Linked DNA regions of Mus musculus: region 1 is linked to region 2. A link is a loop called in an ENCODE intact Hi-C map of the cell type or tissue named here. Cell type or tissue: gastrocnemius. All regions are shown on one strand. Links, peaks and the distances in the headings refer to the core of each region. The heading gives the core; the rest is flanking DNA.

Region 1 (11,209 bases), core at 3,019-8,018, 220 kb before region 2:
CTTTTCTAAGAGAAATGCAGGAGGAGTGTATGGAAGTAGGGGAGGACAAGAGGAACTTGGAGGAGAGGAGGGATGGGAAACTGAAGTCAGGGTGTAATATATGAAAAAATAAATAAAATTAAAATCATTAAAAAAAAAAAGAAAGAAAGAAAGGTGTAGGTTTCATAACAAGGTCCCAACACTGAGTGTCTTGCAAGTGTTCCTCTTGTGTGTCCATGGCTGGGACTTGAAGTTGTTCCCTAGACAACACAGAATAACCGTTGATCAACAGTGCTGACATTGCTACGTTTTCCAAGAGAATGGGATGGGTTAAAGTGCACTGTGGGGATGGGGTGCATCCACACCCCTGTAATCCTAACATGAGGAGGATGGCAGTGGTCCAAAGCAAGACCTCACTTCTAAAGTAGAGTAGAATGGAATAATAAGATAGAAGACGATTCCATAGAAGCGCCATCTCCTCGGCCCGAGGAACAGAGCATTCGGCGTTCTGGAGTTCCGGGGACTCTAGGGATGGTGAAGGAAATCAGTATTTCTAGTTGTCTTGCACTGATACTCATTTTTCATGGGAAAGATGGTTCAGGCATCTTGGTAAAACAGGTTATGTTAGTGAATGTCAATGAGATCTTTTCTCTTGGGGAACTAGGTCCTTTGAAATGGAAATAACAGAATCTGGGTCTTTCAGGCTGTCTCTCTCTCTTTTCCTTTTAGGTCTCCTCCTCTTCTCCCTCTTCTTCCTCCCCCTTAACAGGCAGTAGCAGCTTCCTGTTGGGGCCTTTGCAAAAGGGTCTTGAAGAGGGAACATAGAGCTGGGGGGTGGCGGTGGAAGGTTGGTGGGAGCCCTGTTTTGCTCTGAACCCCTGACACACGGTGGTTCATGCATGGGTGGGCTTTAAGTGGTACAAGGCACAAGTGATTATGATTCAACCAGAAAATGAAAAGGGAGGAAAGCTGGGCAGCATCCTGCTGTTCCCACGCAAGACCAGAACTGTCCCTTGGCAGTTTGAGACAGACTATCCCTTGGCAGTGGTTTACAAGACACCCAGAGGTGTGTGTCTTGAGCATGTCAGAAACAGAGATGGCCACATATGTCCTTCCACAGTGTTGCCATGTGTCAATACCATGAGTGTACAAGGTACATTGGTTTCATTGGCTGTAATTTGTCAAACGGTCATGACTTCCTTTGATACCTTGCTGTTGGCAAAGTTATTCCTACCCTACCTACTAAGACATAGCAAGACTCGTCTCAAAAATAATATTTCAACCCAAACAAAAACAAAACAAAAAACAAACCCCAAGAGGACCGACTGGTTTCTGCACAAATATTGCAACATTTACACAAAGGACCAAAGCATACACACATATGCACAAATTTGCTGTTCAATACCAATATCAACTCTCAGATTCTTTACACAGTAATCAATTGCTTTACATATTCATGCTGCTACAAACTGGCAATAAAGAGCTAAAGAGGCCACCACAGAATTCAAGGAGTTCAGAGGGGCCTAACTGAAGGCAGACTCAGAGAGTTGATGGGGAGGGGAGGGGAGGACATGGAGGGGGTAAGGTAAGGAACGCTGTTGGGGAGGACATAACAAGCCTCAGAGTTGAGTGAAGCTGCAGACATTAGGTGCAGAACTGGATCTAGATGGATAAATGGATGGGTGAGTGGACGGGTGTGTGTGTGTGTGTGTGTGTGTGTGTGTGTGTGTGTGTGTGAATAAGTGTGTGTGTGGGTAGATGGGTGAGTGAATGAGTGTGTGGGTACATGAGTGGATGGATGGGTGTGTGAGTGGATGGGTGGGTACAAGGGTGAGTGTGTGGATGGGTGAATGAATGGATATGTGTGTATGTGTATTTGTGTGTGTGTGTGTGTGTGTGTGTGTGTGTGTGTGTGTGTGTGTGTTGTGTGTGTGTGTGTGTGTGTGTGTGTGTGTGTGTGTGTTGTGTATAGGATAATGGATGGGTGAATGGATGGGTGGATGGGTGGGCGAATGGATGGGTGGGTATGTGGATGGGTGGGTTGATGGGTGAGTGTGTGGATGGGTATGGGTATGGGTAAATGGGTATGTGGTTGGATGGGTGGGTAAATGAATGGATGGGTAGGTAGGTGACTGGATGGGTAGGTGGGTGGGTGGGTGGGTAGGTGACTGGATGGGTGGGTGGGTTGATGAGTGGATGAACACATGGCTGGCTATTTAAGTAGGCTGGGTCGGCAGTGGGGTAACTGAAACTCCTGGGACAGTGGAACGTTCTCTTTTCCTTCCTTGCTGCTGAGTGCTGAGATTACAGGTTGGTGAGGCTGTTGCCATCCCAGTGTTAGGTGTCCTCTTTTTTATGGAGTCCAGATGAGACTATTGTACCCTGTCATTAACCTGGTGTGTTCAATAAGTCCTTGGCCCAGCTTTCCTAATGGGATTTTTACTATGCCCCTGTGCTCACATGGTCCCAGACTGCTTTGCTAAGTTTGCAGTGTGGCATCTTTGTACTTTAGAAATAGGTTGCCGGTCTGGGCCGGCGCCCTGAGCAGACCTTGGGCGCAAAATCTATAGCCAGCCCCACAACACCCAGAGGCAGCTCCACTCCCAGGTGCTCTAACACACCCAGGATCAGAGGATCACAGGATTCCAGGAGCTTGGTCACACCAGGATCTCAAGGTCTCAAAGGCAGCTTGACTCCCAGAAGCTCAGACACACCCAGGATCTCATGATCCTAGGATCCCAGAATCACGGGATCACAGAGACAGCTTGACTTAGAGGAGTTCTGACACAACCAGGATCACAGGAAGGACAGGCTCCAGTCAGACATACCCAGGGCAGGTAGCACTAGAGATAACCAGAGGGTGGGAGGCAATCATAAGAACATAAACAACAGAAACCAAGGCTACTTGGCATCATTAGAACCTAATTCTCCCACCATAACAAGTCTTGGATACCCCCAACAAACCAGAAAAGCAAGATTCAGATCTAAAATCACTTCTCATGATGATGATGATAGAGGACATTAAGAAGGACATAAATAGCTCCCTTAAAGAAATACAGGAGAATTCAGATAAACAGCTAGAAGCCCTTAAAGAGGAAACACAAAAAATCCCTTTAAAGAGTTACAAAAATAGGTTGCCAGTTTGTGCTTCGAGGCTGGTGCTGGACAGGTTGTGGTGTCTACTTACAGAGTGGAGTGCAGAGTCATCCTGACTCTACATTTGCACTCAAAATGGAGCCAAATGCCACTTTGTGAAATGGAGTTGCCCAGGGCAGGACAGCCTGAAAGCCACTGTTTACATAATATAGAGCGTCTTAGAGCAGGGTACAGCCTGATCTCAACTCCATCTCCTGGAGATTCCATCGCCCTTGGCAATCAGGACAGATCTGCCCATAAAGTCCTGGTTCAAATAGTGCTGGGACTTCAGCATGAGACCCTGCGGGGTTTGGGAGAGCGCTGGCATCCTCATTTGGGGGCTTAAACTGCAGCTTTGCAGCTGGTCACCTTTCAGCTGGAGACCTCAATCCCCCTGGGAAGACACTTGAATTTTCAAGTAGCAAACATCGCAGAGAATAGCTCCCAGCATGCACTAGAGAATGCAGCCCCTGCTTTAGCTTGCAGCTGGGTCTCTAGGCTGCAGGAGAAGGCCTGGATGCCCATTTGGCTTGAGTCCCATTATTTGGGGGGATGAATGGCACTTGGCAGGTGTGAAACTGAGAGGAGTCAGGGGAGGGTAATGGGGCCAACTATAGTCAAAGTGGCTAATAAATTAGAATTAAAATGTCACAGGAACCCCATTGCTTTGTACAACAGATGTATACCAATAAAAACAAAACAAACCATGAGCCACGGAGATGACTCAGTGAAGTGCTTGCTATCTAAGCAAGAAGACCTGAGTTCAACCCCCCAACGCCCATAGAAAAGCTGAGCATAGTGACAGTGGCATGTGTCTGTCAGAGCATTGAGGAAGCAAAGCAGATTGCTGAGGCTGACTAGCCAGACTAGCCTAGTTAGTGATCCCTACTTCCCATGAGCCTTCTTGTCACAAAACACAGGTTGTATGGCACCTGATGGATGATACCCAAGGTTGATCTCTGCCTTCCTTGTGTGTGTGTGAGAGAGAGAGAGAGACAGAGAGACAGAGACAGAGACAGAGAGAGACTGTGTCCATGTGTCTGTGTGTCTGTATGTGCATGTGAGCATAAAAATACAAAGAGAAATGGTGCTGCACTTGGCTTTTGACTGTCCCAAGTATGTCCAGGCCTGTGTGACCATCTACACCAGAAACCCACAGCATCACCAGGAAAGATGGGCTGCTGAGCTGCAGGAGTCTTTGAAAGCTCTTCTGGCCTCAGGGTCCGACTCTGGATGTAGAGAATAAGAAGACAAGACTTAGGAGCCATCTTCATCAGGACCTTAGCACAGCATTGTCCAGTGCTGATAAACCACTGGCTGATTTACAAGCTATCTGCCTGTAAGAGAAACAGGCTTCCACCGAAGATGGTTTCTGATTTCTGTCTCCATTGTCTACTGAGCAGGTGCCCGACACAGGCCATTTTTCTTGTGCGTTTCTGAGTTCAAATGTCTTATGTGCATGCAGAACCAATATGAGCGTGTATGTTTTCAAGACAGAGGCTCATGGAGACCATGCTGGCCTCACACTCACTATGTAGTTGAGAATGGTCTAGAACTCCTGGTCCTCCTGCCTCCACTCCCAGAGTGCTGGGACTGGAGGAGTGCATTGTCACACCTGTTTTTGCAGTGCTGGGGATAGAACTCAGGACTTCAGGAATGCTAGGCAGACACTCTACCAACTGAGTCACATCCCCAAATCTGTGACCAGCTTTATGGTGGACTGAACTTCAAGGCCTTATTTTTTTTAAGTTAGATTTATTTATTTTATGTGTGTGACTGTTTTGCTTGCATGTGTGTATGTGCACCCTGAGCATGGCTGGTGCCCAGGGTCTTCTCCCCCTGGAACTGAGGTTGCAGATGGTTGTGAACTAACTGCCTTGTAGGTGCTGGGAATTGAAGGTAGGTGCCCCTTATGTCCTCACAAGAGGGGCAGCAGCAGCTCTTAACCACTGAGCTGTCTCTCCAGCCTCAACATCAACACCTGATTGCAGCATTCAGCATGGGTGCCTATATTTGTCTCAGTGATGGAAACAAGGCCGAACAAAATGCCTTTTGCAAGAGCTTTGGGCTCCAAAAGGACCCAAAGTTTCAGGTTTGGAAACTTAAGACAGGTTGTCTGTAGTTGCATGAGATTACCACCAGGTGGCACTGTTGAATGAGAAAACGAACAAGTCATGGCTAGGATGGATAGAGCCCCTCACCCAAGCAGAGCGGTCACCACTCTGAACTGAGTCTCCATGTGAGGGACTCTGACTTGGACCTGCGTTGAGAGGCTCCATTGACAGAACAGTGGGTGACACCAGAATAGTGACAGACACCAGCACGCTGTTCTGGTGGCTCAGTTCTCTCTGAGACGTGAAGACAGTCTGTGGGCCTGTGACCAGTTCTTTCGTTTGTGAGCAGAACATGGCTGCCCATCTCAGGACTCCAACCCTACCACCACACCTTCGAGCTGAAGCAGTGTAGTCTGTGGCAGAAGGGGATGGGGTCCCTGTGTCCCAAAACAGACCTCTTCCATCTATTCAGTACAGCACACTTCTGCCTGGAGGTCCTAAACCTGGCCTCACTGAATGCCCATTGGATGACCCGGGCATCTGCAGGCTGAGCTTGATTGATGTGCAGCATACACACTTCAGATAAAACATGAAGGGGTCCTTTGAACCTTGGGGTGGGCCTGGCTCCCCACAGTCAGATATTGATGGCTGTGCTTAACTCCTGACTTTGTTTTTGCTCCAGGCTTGGAAGTCATATGACAGATGTTCCGGGGCCCTGCAGGGTTAGGGCTGGGGTTCACAGCCTTTGCTACATGCTAAAAAGCAGCTCTGGGCCTGAGGCCTTTTCTATGACGTACGAGCAAGCTTTCCTGTTGAATGTGGGAAGTCTGTGGCCTACCTTATCGCAGGTGTCTGCTCACCCTGGATGACATCATTCCTGCTCTATGCCAGGGGTCAGCAGCCTGGGGACACACACTACGGCCCAGTTAGGCTTCAGTCTGAAAGGGAAGGAGGAACTCACTCCTCTTTCTTCACAGAACATTGGGGGCTAGCATGCTTCTTACTCAATGTGAGTGCACTCAGACCGGGACAGAGGATGTGGGTAGGAGCTCCAGTAAGCAGAAGGTGTCTCCTGTCATTGGGGCTCCCCAAGGCCAGGCCTACCTGGCCTTCACGACAAGAGGCAGGGAAGACCTGGCACTTAGCCTCTGTTGTTGGAGGAAGATCACTCAGGCTAGGGAGGCCCCTCAGAGAAACAGCAGGGAAAGATAACTTCTGCGTAAGCTAATAAGATACAAGGATTCAATATCTGTGCCCAAGACAGATGTCCCAGATAAAGTGCAGCAGCTGCCTGTAAAAGGACTGGTCCTCAAAGGCAGGAGGAACATGCTTGAATATGAAAACTCAGAACTTTCTCGAAGGTTTCCTGAGTCCCTCCCATTCAGACACAAAGCTCAAACTATTGCCACTGTTGGGGACAGCCAGCTCTGTTGTAGGTCTAGCCCACACATTGGGTGAGGGCCATATGAGCCACATGCACACACATCTCCTGCCTGTAGGGGTTGGGGTGGGGCAGGAAGAGAGCATGGCCGTGTCAGATTTGATTTGGTGATCACTGCAGTGCTGATGGCTCTCTGACAGGTTCCCAGGGGTGCCGAGTTTTTGGTGATAAAAGGGGGCTCTCTTAGACTAAGCCAAGTGGCTGCTTACCGCCCTTGACTGATGGCATGCGCCCCATGCCAGCTACTCTGGACTGCTGGCAACCCCGCTGCACTGGTCCTTCCACAGCATAGCACACTCATTAGTGGGTGCCAGCCACGGGCACCCTTTCCTGGTGAGCCTCCTGGGCATAGGATTTACTCATATTTCTGCTAGGCTCTTTACCGTCATCTTTTAAACTTGGAATATGGATAGCTTTTGGATTGGGCATCACATTTTGGGTCTCAGTCCTAATGATCACTTGTCAGCACAGAGATAGTCACAAATAGGATGTGTACAGAGGCACCTCATCTTGGAAAGAACAGTATACCGTCAAGCAACATCCAGCAACGTAGACTCAGGAAGAAAAGTGTGGTACTAGCTACATACATTGACCTTAATGTGTCTGCACTATGTGGGTGACAATGAGCACACTGGTCTGTAGCGAGGACTCATGGGTTAAGAACATTTGCTGGGCTTGCAGAGCCCCTGCACCCACATGGTGGCTCACAACTACTTGTAACTTCATTTTCAAGGCATTCAATGTCCTCTTCTGTCTCTTTGGGCACTGGGACACTGATTGGCCGGTGCATGGATATAGGTAGGAGGAATTCAGAGGGACATTTTACTGTGAGCTTGTGAGTGTGTGTGTGTGTGTGTGTGTGTGTGTGTGTGTGTGTGTGTGTGTGTAGTGTGTAGTGTGCATATATGGCAGTAAAAGAACAGCCCCAGGTGTCAATCCTCTGACACCGTCAACCTTTGTTTGAGACGGAGTCTCTCATGGTCAGGAACTTCATCAGGTAAGCTAGACTTGCTGGCCAGTGATCTGTGAGGGAGGCGACCCGCACCTCGCCTCTGTCTCTCGTCTCATCCACACCAGAATTACAAATGTGTGCTGTCACACCTGGCTCGTCGAACAGATTCCAAATTCAGTTCCCTGTGTTTTGCTCTTGCAAGACAAGCACTTTGCCAACCGAGCCATCTTCCCAGCTCTTGCTGTGAGCTTATTAACTGGCGTATTAGTGCGTGGGCAGTGTGATCAGCTATGCATCCCATAATTAGAGCCATGCGTCAAGCAGAGGGAATAATAGTACCAAGCTGCAGAGTGATGCACCGCATGGTCCCGTAATCTAAAGACAATTCAGAGAGAAGTTAGGAGCCAAGCTTATAGCCTAATCTTTATTTTTGGTTTAAGACATTGATTGTCATGGCAGAAAGTGGATGAGTAAAACCGTACCGTGCCTAATAATTTTTTAAGAGAAAAAAAAATGCCTTGGTAAAGATGAGAACATAGGCTAACAGGAGAAGAAAGAAAGAGAAGCAGAAAGCAGAGAGAGCAGAGGGTTGGGGTCTAGTGTCTGATGAGCCAGGCCCCAGCCAGAGACAAAAGCAAGCTGCATGCAAGGTGGGGCCCAGTGCCTCTGGCAGGAGAAGGTTTTCCATCCCTGGGAGATGGTGTTTACATGTGGGGTAGCAGCCTTGACAGTGCGAATACACAGAGCCTTGACAACAGCACAGCCGAGGATGGGGTTGGCAGAAATCAATTAAACACAAAAGGCTTGCTGCCTTGGGCCATAAACCTCTAAACTGATTTAGCCAGCATATTTCATAATCAAACCTGTGAGCACATAAAGTGCGTCTTCCACGTCCCGTGGGAAGTCCGCTATGCATGAGAGTCCCCTCAGTGCCAGGCTGGTCAAGGCCTTGGGCTGTGCCCTGAGCTCAAGGGTGGCTAGGGCCCCAAGCTGGCAATGGGCAGTGGATGGTGGGGCTGAGAGGCCCTGTCATGTTCTGCTGCAGGGTTGTCAGAGGGAGGGAGGGAAGGAAACAACCACACATTACAGGAAGAGCTCTCTGGGATGGCTCCAGAGGATGGTGGCCGAGGCTAGAGCTGAGACCGTGCAGACTAAGGTGAGGCCAAGGTGGCGTCAGAACCATAACGCAGCAAGAAAGATAGAGCCGCAGATATCTGACTCGGTTCCAGCTCCTGTGACATCAGATTCCACAGCCCGGATATGGGACACTGAGACAGTGGGCACAGAGGACATCACAGGAAACAGCGGTACCGTCACTTAGCATGTGTCACAGCTCACAGCAGCCTGGCAGTAGCAAAGTGTCTCTCCCTACCCAGGAGACGAGAAAGGCACAGGCGGCCACACAAGGGTCCACGCTATTTCCTCACAGAATTTGCTCAGCAGTCGAGGACAGGGAGGCTGAGGGAACTGGTCCCAGGCAGGGACATGCAGAGCTGGCTGGGGACAACAGTCTTTATTCACTGCACTGAATGATACTGTGCGCACCGAGGACACACACTAACAGGTCGAGAAGACCCTGGGCCTACGGTGCCCCGAGAATCCCAGCTGGACTGAACTGAAAGCCTCATAGTGTCTCTGGCAAGGTTTGGTTCCCAGTGACAGAGAGGACTTCTACCTGGCTGTGTTGTGTTGTCCTCTCTGTGAAACTCACAGTTCCCACCTCAAAGCCACTCTCTGCTCTGAAACCTCTGTCTAGGGTGCAGACCGTGTTCTGAGCCAGGAGCTGCTGTCCCCTCTATTCCTGGCTTGGTTTACCAAGCCTCTGGATGTGAGTGGGATGCCAGGACTCTGGGGAGGGAGGGAACCGTGAGTTTCTTGGGGTTACCTCCTGTTGGGACCATGACCTTACCCTGTTATCATCAGAAGTGTTTACTGTCCTGCTGTGAGTGTCACTGCCTTCCTTACACAGGGGACAGCCCTCTTGTGCTGAGCAAGTGCCTGTCTCTTTGTGGTTAAGAGAACAAATAAGAGTGTTTAAGATGACAAGCTAAGCGACAGCTAGCAAATTCCAGCAGTGACAAATGTGTCCCAGGAGGACAGAGTCAGCCTCACTGACACCCAAAACTCTCAGAACTTATTAAGGAGCTAAGCACTCTAGCCAGTAAATCACGGGCAAACTGAAGCTGTGGCCACAAGTATGAACTGCATCAAACCACAGTGAGTAGGGGAGCAGGGGAAGAAGTGGGGGGGGGGGGACTGAGAATAATGGGAAGGAAAGAAGGAAGAAGGAAGGAGGGGAGGGGGAAGTGAGGAAAGAGAAGGTTGTAGCAAGCAGCTGGCATTGGAGAGCTGGCCTAGGCCTTCATCCCTTTGGTGTACTAGTCCACTGCTGCAGTCAGCCACTGCATGGCTGCAGAGTGAACCGACTCCTGCTGTCAGCCGTTGCCTGGGTGCAGAGTGAACCGACTCCTGCTGTCAGCCGTTGCCTGGGTGCAGAATGCTCACTGACATTGTCTGGAAGGTTGGATGTTCTGGAAATCCATCCCCAGAGTCTTCAGAATAGCAATCTCCCTCTCAGTGAGAGCAGTGGTCACAATGTATGGTTGGACTCTCAGGATGCCTCTGACCCTCCCAAAGGGGCCCAGGGAGACCTGCAAAATGTCACAGAAAAATGAAAGGCAAGGAGAGGGAGAGACAGCTGCGGCCTCCTGTAAACAGCCTGATTTCCCAATGCGAACCAGATTGTGGCCTGGGACCTCAGGTAAACATGTGCGTCAGCAGCCCCAGCCCCCCACCGCCCAGGAGGCCCAGGGTCTGCAAGGCCCAACTCTGGGATGCATCACCGTCACCGCCCAGACGGTTCCTAATTAGGCAAAATTAGGCCTCGCATTCCTCCAAAATCCCCAAGATCTCTGCAATTTCAGGTCTTTCCCAAAGGAAAACACTGGGTAATTAAACAGCGTGAGCAAGAATGGTATAGAATGTTCTCTGGCTGAGGAAGCAGCTCTGCTTTCCCACCCACCTTGGCTGGACAGAGGATCTGCTGCTGGGAAGTGGATTAACCATGGCCTTGTTCTCAGGGCCTGGGTGGCCATGGGCCTGGGGGAAGGGGGCAGCCAGCCCTGGGCCTGGATCTCTGCTGGTGGGGGGATGGGGGGTGGGGCTGGGGCTGTTAGGCTCCTGTGGCCTGTGCCTTACCTGTGAGCAGTACCAACAACAGTGTCTTTAACAGCTCACAGCAGGGTTAAGTGTGACCTATGAGGCCGGTGGAAGGGCCCATTCAGTCCTTCCATTTTTCGTGTCCCCCAGGAAGCTACCAGTACAGGGTGAGATCCTGCCCCATTGCCTTCACAAGCCTTGGGTCCTCTTTGTTCCCATTGCTTGCTTTCCATGTTTAGTCTTTTTGCATTTTTTTTCTATCTTTCAAATTATATTCTTTCTGTTTTTGAAGATTAAATGTTAGAATGGCTCCAGAAGGGGCTATCGGTTTCCTTCCATGATCTCTTCCCTGTTTTTAATCTTTGAGACAAAGTCTTACTACATAGGCCTGGATGGCCCAGAACTCACTATGTAGAGCAGGCTGGCCTTGAACTCAAAGCAATCCTCCTGCCTCTGCTTCCTTATTATGAGTGTGCACAACCATGCCTG
Region 2 (11,209 bases), core at 2,464-7,463:
AAACTGATCTTTTTTTGTTGTCTGAGGGAGGATCTTTCGTAGCTCAGGCCAGCCTGCACCAACCATGCAGCCTAGGTTACCCTCAAATGCCTGGTCCTCCTGACTCCATACCTCTGGAGTGTTGGGATTACAAACCACCCACCTGAGCCAGCTGACATGATCATCTCTTTAAGGTTCAGGAATGGCGTTAGCAAACATCCATTCCTGACTTACTTAAGAGGGAGAACAGCAACTCTCAGCAGTGCTGTGGAGAACTCCTTGGGATAGCTGTCCCCAGACCCCTGCCGTGTCCCCTTGCTTTCTCCAAAGGGCAATCTGGCTGGGAGAAGCAGCTGCCTGCCTGGGAAAAAAGTTGCAAGCGGTTTTGTTTATAGATAACACAGGCATCTTATCTGATAAAATCTTCAGAAAATTTTGAAAATAGGGGTCTGGTAAGGTTGCAAGAGACAAGATGGATATACACAGGATCAAATTTATCTCCATGGAATGGTCTGGCATTGACATTTTCAAGATGCCATTTTCCAGTAATATATAAATACACCATAGTTAGTGATAGTTATGACAGGGTGAGATACCAATATCTGGAAAAGCAAAAAACAGGACTGAAGGATATTCTTGGGTAAACGGGGCTGCTGAGGGCTCACGGTGATAAGCAGTCCATTTCTCCCTGAATTTGTAAAAATTAACTGGAGATTGTAAAATTTAAACTGATGGTGAAACCTGCTGAGACTGAGATAAAATTGTTCTTGTCAGGCCCAAACAACTTGAGAGCCGGGAAGCAATAAAGACCTCCTGCCTGACTGGCGGAGATAACTACTTTCTCAGGCACATTCTGAAGGCCCACCAGAGATTCCTACTCCTTCCACACCCCCACCAGCTCTGCACGTATGCACAGATTTCTCCAACAAAGTTTATCTTTAACATTCTTTAAGCCTGTAGCAATGCCTACAATGTACTCTGGACAGAACACAACCCTGCGGGTACCTCCACCAAGGAGCTGGCGCCAAAGCCGCCCCTGGCCCTTCAAGATTGACAGGTGAACTTTGTTCCCCTGGAGCTTACGTAAATGGCTCCCCTTTTCTGCTCTTAAAAAACTTCCCGTTGACCCAATCTTTGAATGCGTGAATACTTTACAGTGGCACCAGGGTTTCCGTACAATGTTCTGCAGATCAAGTCCCCTGTAAAAATCATCACTGGTGATGGTTTTGTGGACGGAATCTCGCAAATGGCCCCAAATAGCCCAAACATCCTTGAACAAGAACAATAAAATCCAAGTGCCCACATTGTGAGAACTGAAACTCTAAACAGGGTGGCACTGGTATAAAACACTGAAATAGACCAAGGGACAAGATGCTCCGGAGATGAGCACCGCAGGACTTCTGGAAAAACAAAAAACCATTTTTATTGCATGTACTTATTTATTTTGTATGGAGAGTATGCACTCCACAGTGCTTATGTGGAGGTCAGAGGCCAACCCTTGGGAGTTGGCTCTCTCCATGTGGGTTCTGGGAATCCAATTCAGGGAGTCAGTTCTCATAGCAAGCGCCTCTACCCACTGAGCTGTCACCAATTTTGACACAAGGTACAAAGGCAACTGAGTGTAAAACAGCCTCTTAGAGAAACTTGGCTAGGACAATTGAACACCTAAATACAAGGAAGAAAGAAAGAAAGAAAGAAAGAAAGAAAGAAAGAAAGAAAGAAAGAAAGCAAGAAAGCAAGAAAGCAAGAAAGCAAGAAAGCAAGAAAGCAAGAAAGAAAGAAAGAAAGAAGGAAAGAAAGAAAGAGAGAGAAAGAACGAACAGAACTCATACCCTATACAGCATGTAAAATCTATGTAAAACAAATAACAGCAATACAGAATATAAGAGGTTTATTAGTCACAACACCAAAAGCATATTCTCTAGAACAAATTGACAAACTGGAATTTATTACTATCATCATCATTATTATTATTAATTTGGTTCTTCAAATAATAACTTCAGGGAGGCTGAGAAGACAAGCTGGGAACCAAGAAAGAGAATTTCTGCATGGCATGAGATTTGTTAGGTCTGATCCAAGATTAGAAAGTAAACTGCCTGTGGTGGCTCATACCTTTAACCCCAGCACTCAGGAGGCAGAAGCAGGCAGATCTCTGAATTCAAGGCCAGCCTGGTCTCCCAAGTGCTGGGATTACAGGTGTACTCCGTAACTCTTGGTTTATCAAGGGGTGGAGATGTGGCTTGCTCAGATGGGCCACATCTGGGCCAGAATGGGACTCCTGTGTTGGTGTTGGGAGGACCAGGTGTATCCTTAGCCTGAAATCCTCCCCTACACCAACCATTTTGCAGTTCCAAAGTTGCCTAACATTCAACCAGAAACTTTCATCCAGAAGGGAACTGAGGGACTCTGGTGGGACAGGCTTGAGGTAGGTAGCTGAAGTGGCAACACTAGTCCCTTTTACAATGTGTCCTAAGATCAGCTGCTCATCACCCACAAGGGACCCTTTCCTTCACCCTTTGTCTTCCAAGCTGTGAGGACCCCAGCTCCCACAGGGCCACTTGGCTTCTCCCTGCTCAGCACCTTCTTTGACTAGGGAGTCTTTTTCTCCCAGAGTTACGTACACCATATGTCACATATAAGGTCACCTCACACTTAAATGCTTTCTTCCCAGGGGGAGTCTCAGAACCACCTAATTTTAGAGCTGGCCAGCAAGATAGCTCAGTTTGGGTAAAGGTGCAAGACTCATGAATCTAAATTCAATCTCCCAGTCCTACATGGTCTACCAAGTCTCTTCCCAAGCAGTGGCCAGCTAGGGAACTAATTTTTTGTTACAACCCTGAGCCCATCTTAAATATGGCTAACAACAGTCTTTACTAAGGAAAGGACAACCTTGTACTTTTCTGGTCCTTGTGTTCCTTTTTTTTTAGCCTTCGGCCTCTTGGAGGAGGTGTGGAATGGTACTGTAGCGGGCTACGGCAGTCCAGTCAGGCCGAGCAATGGGTGACAGAAGAAGTGGGAGAAAACCCCAGAAGTCTGATCTGGAGAGGAAGAGAGATGGGGCTCAGAACTCAGGCTAGGCTAATATCATCTGCTGCTGGGTCATAGCCACATTCATTTTGTAACACTACACAGGAGTGGATATGGGCAGGGATCTGTGCTCACAACTCACCTCTAATCCTTCATCCTAGGGGACCCCAGTGGTCATTTTGATCATTAAATGGGTGACCTAGATGCTTCTCCCAGAGCCACCATGATGGCCTCTTATAATGTGCCTGATATCTCCACCCATGTCTCCTTTCCTGAGCCCCCAAACACAACTATGTTGCCGTGGGGTACAGACAGAAACTTAACAAGGACCGAGGGAGCTGGAAAGCAGCAGAGAGAACCTATGGGGAGAGATGGGCCAGGAAGCAGGAGAGAGCAGCAAGACCACCAAGTCGGGACAAGAGCTATGGGCAGGGATCCCTTAGTTAGGACGAAGCTGGAGGGTCTCTGACCTGCAGGGCTGAGGACTTGTGAACAGCAAGGCCTTGGGAGGCTAGTGGCCTCTTGAAGGAGGTGTGGCCAGGGGCTCCTGGGACAGGGAGTATGCAGTGCTGCTGGGCTGCAAATGTGGCTGGGCAGCCAAGAAAGGGAGGGAAGGAGAAAGGAGGGGGTCCTGGGAGTCTTGCCTGGAAGGGAAAACAACCCAGTCTGGATTGGGAGAGGGGCCGTAGACTTCATACAAGAGATCCAGTCCACCCCACCCTTCCCCATCTCTGCTGCCCAAGGGATTGTTGGCGAGGCTGTGACTTAATTGTTGAGGGGGGCTAGGGTCCTATGTGGGATAGGGCATGGGTGTAGCCTCTGATGTGCTTATGTGGGAAAGGGGACAAAGAGCTGGCAGAGCCTAGAGAAAGACTAGGCTGTGGAACACAGGGTGGGGGCTATGTGGCCAGGCCTTGGTGAGCCTTATGGGGTGGTTTCGTCCAGTCCAGAAAAAGGGGAGTGGGGACAAAGGTACTGCTGGACCACCTACAGCAAGGGAACAGAGTAGATTCACAGAGCAGATTTGGGGGGGGGGGTACAAGGTGTATGACTGTGCTTGGTGGGGCCATGCAATGTTGGGGTGGGGAAACAGGATAGTAGTTGCCCTTTGTAGAATCCACCAGCCAGCAGTGCAGAGATGCGGGACTGCTCATGGCAAAGTGTGGTGCCCTTGTGGGTGGGAAAGCATGTACTGTAGGGTGCTTACAGGTTGAAGAACAGGGAGGTACACTATACACCGAGAGGTATGCAGGATTCTGTGTGGTGCTGGGATGGGGCAAATGGGTACAGAGTGTATGCCGGCTTTTTGCGGGGCCGGGTGAGGGGCGGGGCTGTTCACTGTTTTTATGGCTGAGAGGCGGGGTGCGCTGTGCCGGGGGCGGTGCGCAAGCAGCTTACGGTGCACGGGTGGGGGAGGGGCTTTTCGGGTGCGGGGTTGGGGGTGGGGTGGGGTTTGCGGGACACCGAAAGTGCGGGGCCCTGCGGTGCAGGGAGAGGGTAGCGCGGCCTCCGGAAGCGAGGGGGCGCTGTGCCAGCGCGGGCGCTGTGCGGGGCGGGTGTCGCTCCTTCCTGACCAGGAGGTGCGGCTGCCATGGCGCGGAATGTGTTGTGAGTAAAGTCGTGACCCGCGGAACGGGCTAAGCAGCCCAGGTCGGGTGGGTGCGGGGCCCGGGCCGGAAGCCGGAGGCGCCCGCACGCGGCGGGAAACCCGCCAGGGTCCACGCGGCAGGGCCACCTCGGCTTAGTGTCCTGGCTGTCAATCACAGCCAGCGGCTACAGCCTGCTTTGGCAGACAGCCAGGGCTGAGCCAGGATTGGCCGTTGCCTGCAGGACCCCTGGCCCAAGTCCCCCAAAGTTGCTACATTCACCGGTCTCCACGTGGCCAGCAGTGCTAGCCTCCCACAGTCTGAGCCGGAAACATGTGTTCAGTAAACACGTGACCCACTGGTTGGGTGGCCCTAGGTTGAGCATTAATGCGGTTTTGAGAGTTCTCGTGGAAGCAGAATTGGGGGGACCCTGCAATAAGAAGGGGTGAGGGCTGGTTCCCTGGTGGGCAACCTTGTGATTTCTTTCCGCAGACTGGCTGGGAGACCAGGGACCTCTGAACCAGGCCAGTGTGAGGCAGGGCCAGTCTAGTTCAGCTTTTGGGCTCACCCCCTGGCTTTGCAGGGAGCTGGTTGGACCCATGCGTGAATGAGTGACAGGTGGGTGGGGGCAGAGTGAGACCAGGGATGAGACCTGAGCTTTGAGGAGGACTAGGTTAACAGCCTACCAGTTGGGAACCAGGCTCCCAGCGAGAAGAGAGAGCCAAGAGTTCCATTTGAGATATGCTGTTTGGGGCTGCTCATAAAAAAAAAAATAATAATAGTAGAAAAGAAGTTAAGAGAGCCCTAAAAGGCCAGACCTCTAATTTGACCATTAGGTAGGCTCTTGAGTCATTGAGTTTGGCAAACATTTAGCGATGGGGCCTGCTTCTGAGGCTCCCACCATGCTACCTTGGGAGTCATCTGAAACTCTGGTACCTGCTTCTCAGCCCTGAAACTTCTCTGGTGCCCTCAGCTTGGTGCTTCCAGTGTGGTGCTCCCAAGACTTAGAGGTCTGGCCCACATGCCACACCTCGGTTATCAGTGTGACCCTAGGGTGGTCCTGTGTACCCACCCTCCACCTGGGGACCATGAACTATGAGTCTCTAGTAATCCCAGTCCTTGAGTTTCTCCTGTCCTTCTCCATGTCTGCTCAGGTGGGCATGGAGGCGAGCAGGACCACCAGGCAGAGATCCTGCTTTCTCTACAGGCCTGATAATGGTGGAAACTGGCTATCCCACCAAGTCCTGCTTGTTTAGATAGTTTTAGGTGTCCAGTGAGGTGTTGCTAGCTCGGAGCCATGTTGGAAACACTGTCTTCTCTAGCCCCCAGCCTGTTTTCCTCCCTCTCAAGGAACTTCTGTGGGCCCTGGGGGTGGGGGTGGGGGTGATATTTCCGGGCTGGCCACTCCCCAGAAGCAGGAGTTAGCAGCAGGCCTTTGGAAGAGGTGGTATCTGCAAGCTGAGTACCACCACTGCCCTGTTTATGAGGTCCTTCCTTCCTTGTTCTTACAATTTTACAAGCTGGGACCATTATTCTGCTCCCATACCACAGCTATGAGCCTTAGTTCCTGTTTTTGTTTCTTTCTTTCTCTCTTTTAGCTGTCCTTTTGACCTTTCTATAGGAAGGCTGTAGTGTCAGTAGCCCTGGAACCCAGTAGGGAGGCCAAGGACTAGGCTGGGAAGCTGCTTGTCCCCCCTACTAATGAAACCATATAGTAGGGACAGGTCCTATGTGTAACTGTCCCACCCTGCCTCGATTCTGCTGATGTGAGTGGACACATGAGCCTGCAGTACTGTGTGTATAACCTCAATCCCCTGATTTCTCCTGAGCAGGTACCCCCTTTACCAACTGGGTGGCCCCCAGCTCCGTGTATTTCGAACTAACTTCTTCATTCAGCTGGTGCGGCCTGGTACTGCACAGCCTGAAGATACCGTGCAGTTCCGGATCCCCATGGAGTAAGTGAGGCCCAAAGGAGTTCAGGGGCTGGGGAGTGGCCTCCAGGATGTGGGTCCTGTCCTGTTTTTTAGCTTAGCTCCCCAGGGCCAGGCTTTTCCTGTGGTGGAAAGACCTGGGGCCACTTTGCTTGCTCAGCGGATGGTGGAGGGGCCTGGTGTTTGCAGAGCTTCAGGCAGCCAAAGAGTAAGCATGCTCTTGGCTGGCTTCCTGGCTCGCCCTCCACCTGGGGAAAGCTTAACAGAAAGCCTGAGATTTGTTGAATTCTTGCCTCCATCCTTTTCCCAGGAAAGGAGTCCCCGGAGGCTGGGTTGGAGCATGCTGAGATTTGCAGGGCTTCTAGGATGTGAGCTCTGAGTCCCTTACCTCATTCTTCGCAGTTCCATGTGCCCCCTTTTAAGGAAGGTTCAGTGCAACCCAACTGCTTGTACTGCTCTGAGTCCTAAAATCCACAGGGACCAGCTCAGCAGGGGCAGGGGGCAGGAGCAGATCCCTGGAGGAGCTGGGTTAGGGTCTCTTTGGCTTTCCAGACATACACAGGAGCTTATGGTAGCCAGGGTTGTACTGAAAGCCACCATGGGCTTTGTCCCCCAAGTCCTAGAGAGGCCCCTCTGGCAGCACATGTCTCATAGACCCTAGGGGCGAGTCTTTAGTTACAGATAGGAGCCCAGCCTGGCGACAGGCCTGATATCTTACATTTGATCAGGGTGAGCCCACCTGGCTCCAGGTAATGGTCAAGGATCCAGGTGGAGAGGACCAAGTAAACAACTCTGATGAAATCCCACCCTCATTAACTCTTAGCTCATCCTTTTGTCTGGAGGGGACAACACTGGAGCCAGCCTCACCTGGCCACAGCTGCTCCTTGGACTTTCACCCTTATCCCTGGGTAGGATATCTCTTTATCTAGGCTTAGCTCAAACTTGTTTGCTTTCTGTCTCATCCAGGATGACCAGGGTGGACCTTCGGAATTACCTTGAGCAGATTTACAATGTTCCCGTGGCTGCCGTGCGCACACGGGTGCAGCATGGTGGGTACCTGTGTTGGTGGCTTGCCACCAGGACATAGCCCCTTGTCTACTTCTTGTTGTCTTCAGACTCCAGAGGGGAAGCAAAGGCCTTGAGGGGCTTGGGTGCCTTGTCTTGCCAGAGGGTGCCCAGCCTCTTTCTATGTAGCTCATTGAAGGTCCCCAACACTTCTAGCTGTGACCCTGAAATGTCCTCTGTTCCTTAGAACCACTTCCTTAGCCTGGGCTGGTCTCTAGTAGGCCTCCACAGTCTCCTCCTGTAGTAGATCCTAAAGTAGCCCATCAGTGGCAGATTGATTAGTGCCCAAGGCTGGCTAGTAGTGCTACCCTCTTAGAAATGCCCTTCCTACCGGGCGTGGTAGAGCACACCTTTAATCCCAGCACTTGGGAGGCAGAGGCAGGCGAATTTCTGAGTTCGAGTCCAGCCTGGTCTACAGAGTGAGTTCCAGGACATCCAGGGCTACACAGAGAAACCCTGTCTCGAAAAACAAAAACAAACAAAAAAACAAACAAACAAAACAACAACAACAAAAAGAAATGCCCTTCCTAGAGAATCTCCATTTCACCAGAGAGCAAAGAAATTCCTTTTGTAGCCAGTCGTGGTGGAGCACGTCTTTAATCCCAGCACTCGGGAGGCAGAGGCAGGCAGATTTCTGAGTTCGAGGCCAGCCTGGTCTACAAAGTGAGTTCCAGGACAGCCAGGGCTATACAGAGAAACCCTGTCTCGAAAAACCAAAAAAAAAAAAAAAAAAATTCCTTTTGTTCTTTTAAACTCTTCTGTTGTCATTTCTATTCTCAAAAACATTATTTATTTATTTTTTTGTCATTGACCAGGCTGGCCTTTAACTCAGAGATCTGCCTGCCTCTGCCACCTGAGTGCTGGGATTAAAGGTGTGAGCCACCACCAGCCAGCTCAAAGACTATTTTTACTTAAACAGAGAAACTGGGATGTTTGTCTGAGACCCCCCCTCTGGTGTTCAGCCTGCCTTTTGAAACCCCCCTCCCCACTCCACCTCCAGATGATATCCTGTGCCTTACTAGAAAATGGTTTCTAGATTGTGGGGCTCATCAAGGGGCCAGAAGTTAAGGCAGGGTCTGGTCTGCTGTCCCCTCACAGGCTCCAACAGGAGGAGGGATCACAAGAATGTGAGGATCAAGAAACCAGACTACAAAGTGGCCTACGTGCAGCTGGTGAGTGAGACCGGCTGACCTGCCGCCTCTGTTTCTGCTCACTGTCTCATCTGTGTCCTGGGGCTGTTTGTGCAATTCCCTCTACCTTAGCAGAGCCCAGACCTGGAGATCGGGGCAGGAGGAGCCCAGGTCCTAGTGCACCTCCGCAGATCATCTCTGTAGTCCTCAGTAAATCCATTCCTTATTTTGTGCTACAAGCCCATGCCTTAGTTACATGTGTTTGGAGGAAACAGAAATCAGAGGGTGAATGTGAAAAGCCACCGCTCTGTGAGGATACCTTGCCTGGTGCAGAGTTTATGTTCCCCTAGAAGCCCAGTGCTGTGAAAAGGTTGAGACATCTGGGGTATACGGACCCTACACATTCTTCTGTTAGTCAGCCATGACAGTGATTCTGTGAGTGTGGGTACCAAAGCCCCTTCACCTCATCCTTGCCTGGGGTCCTGGGAGCAGACTCCTAGTCTGGGCCTTTACTCACAAGACCAGACTTGCCTGGAAAGAGCCACATTTTCAAGCTTGCTCTCTTTTAGAGCCTCTGTCCTCGACCCACTGCCTTTGAGACCAAATCTTAACCTACAAGTACCCTTTGGTCTCAGTCTCTGGACAGAATCCCTTTTGACCTCCGGGAATCTCTCAAGGAAGACTCTACTCGGCAGGGTCCATTAACTGGCCCCCCACTGTTTGAACCCCACAGGGGGGCTTCCTCCAATTTCTCCAGTTTCAGTGTAAACAGCTCTCCAGGGAGCCCCAGCCTCCACAGCAGGCCGCTAGATGGCAGTCTCGTGCTATTGAGAATGGGCCCCTCCCACCCTCCCGTGCTGCATGGCTGTTTGTTCAAAGACCCTGTAAGGGAGGGAGGCAGCTTTGCTGGAAAAAGAGCTACAGTTGTTCTAAACAGGGCCTAATATTTGCTGTACATAAAATCAGCCCATGCAGGTGGGAAAGGAAGGCCTGGGCCCTCTGAAGGCTTGTGTGTGTGTTTGTGAGCTAGGTGTTGAATCCACCCATCTGTCTCTGTCACGGCCTGGGGGGCCACATCCATATGCTGGCATTTGCCACAAGTCACTTCAGAGACAGCTATGGTTACAAGTGGCTTTTGAGACATCTGAGCCCCTACATTCCCCTCCTCTTCCCCACCACACTCATGAAAGCTGGACTCAGTAGTTCTTACATCTGGCAGCTGCAGCTGCCACCAGCCATGTCCACCTTCCTCTGTGAAATTGTGATAAATGGAGGGGCCTGTTGTGCCCCCACTAGGCGAGACTTCTCAACCAGAGTTAAAATTTGTAACACACCCCCTTCCCGGCTCCAGCCTAGAAATGGTTCGTGTTTGGGACTTCTGGTTGTATCTGCAAAGGCTGTCTTTGTCTTCTTAGTCTTTGTCTTTGTCTTAGTCTTTGTCTTCTTAGTGTGTCTTTTACGGGTGGGGGGGCTTCTGGCTTCTGGTAACGGCACTGTGAGGCTCAGGAAGGGGCAACTAGGGGAGGGGGGAGAGAAAGCTCATCGTGAGTGTGGCAGGGGAAAGGCAGGTCCCACGTGGTGGGCGACCACATTTTTCTTCTGAGAACCTGATAAACATCTTTTTGGTCTGGTGGGGAGGGAGCCTTAGCAAGCTCTCAGTCCCCACACAACAAAAAGAGCATTGACCATGTTTACACAGAACAGTGTTTGACTGAGTGCTGCACACAGGCCATGAGCTCTAGGCTCCAGAGTAAATGCTGCGGGCAGGCACAGTCCAGCCCAACAATGGCCCGTAGGGGCCCTAGGATTACTGGAGTCAGGACTGGCTTCTCCACTTTTTCCCCTGGCCTTTTTTTCCTTTCCTGCCTTGGGCCCCTCAAAACCGGCTCTCCCTCCTTAGAGGGTGGGTGGCTACATTTTTTTCTAAAGTATGAAGCAATTATCTCTTAGAGATAGTCTTCATACTGGTACCCATAGATGGTGATGCGGGTCCCTCACATCTGCTCTTTCAAAATCCCCCGCTAGCCCCTTGCATAGGCTGTCTTTATCTCTGGACCTTAAGCTGTTTAGGACTTCATCTGCCATCAAAGCCAGCAGTCAATTCTGGATGGGCAGCCAGCTCTGCTTATAGGCTGCTGCCTCCCCCATTTTACTTTTGTAACATGGTCTCCAGTAGCACTGGCTGTCTTTGAACTCCTTGTGTAGCCAAGGATGACTTTCAGTTTTTGATCCTTGTGCCTCCTCCTCCCTTCTCTATGCTAGGATTACAGGCATGAACAACACCAAAGTCTTATGTGGTACTGGAGATCAAACACAGGGCCTTGTGGGTGCTAGGCAAGAACTCTACCAACTAAGCCCAGCCCCAGAGTGTCCACCTCTGACAGAACTTACTAAGTTCCCAGATTCAGAACTCCCTATTTGTCCACCTCCCAGACAAGGAGGAATGGCAGGAAGGGGTCTCTGTCTCCAGGTTGGCTCTTTTGTGCCCCTT

What was found. Peaks named below come from ENCODE experiments on the same cell type or tissue, not always from the same donor. Only the 100,000 strongest peaks of a DNase experiment are listed, where the experiment ranks them.
Region 1: a loop joins it to region 2, with 2.8 times the contacts of the local background. A loop is called at or near these places in 2 of 42 quality-filtered maps.

Annotation. Positions count from the first base shown.
Region 1 is chr7:142,311,463-142,322,671 of GRCm38, forward strand. No RefSeq gene overlaps it. Among named protein-coding and RNA genes, the nearest start is that of Krtap5-4, 14 kb to the left of the region's middle. In gastrocnemius, for the core only: a CTCF peak has its summit at 5,253 (motif pointing right); DNase peaks (open chromatin) are centred at 3,618 and 5,287; H3K27ac peaks cover 935 bases.
Region 2 is chr7:142,528,581-142,539,789 of GRCm38, forward strand. Mrpl23 (mitochondrial ribosomal protein L23) reads left to right here and starts at 4,452. Exons shown (of 5, transcript NM_011288.2): 1 at 4,452-4,614; 2 at 6,425-6,547; 3 at 7,490-7,572; 4 at 8,687-8,760. The coding sequence starts at 4,598. In gastrocnemius, for the core only: a CTCF peak has its summit at 4,539; DNase peaks (open chromatin) are centred at 3,935 and 4,584; H3K4me3 peaks cover 2,321 bases; H3K27ac peaks cover 3,153 bases.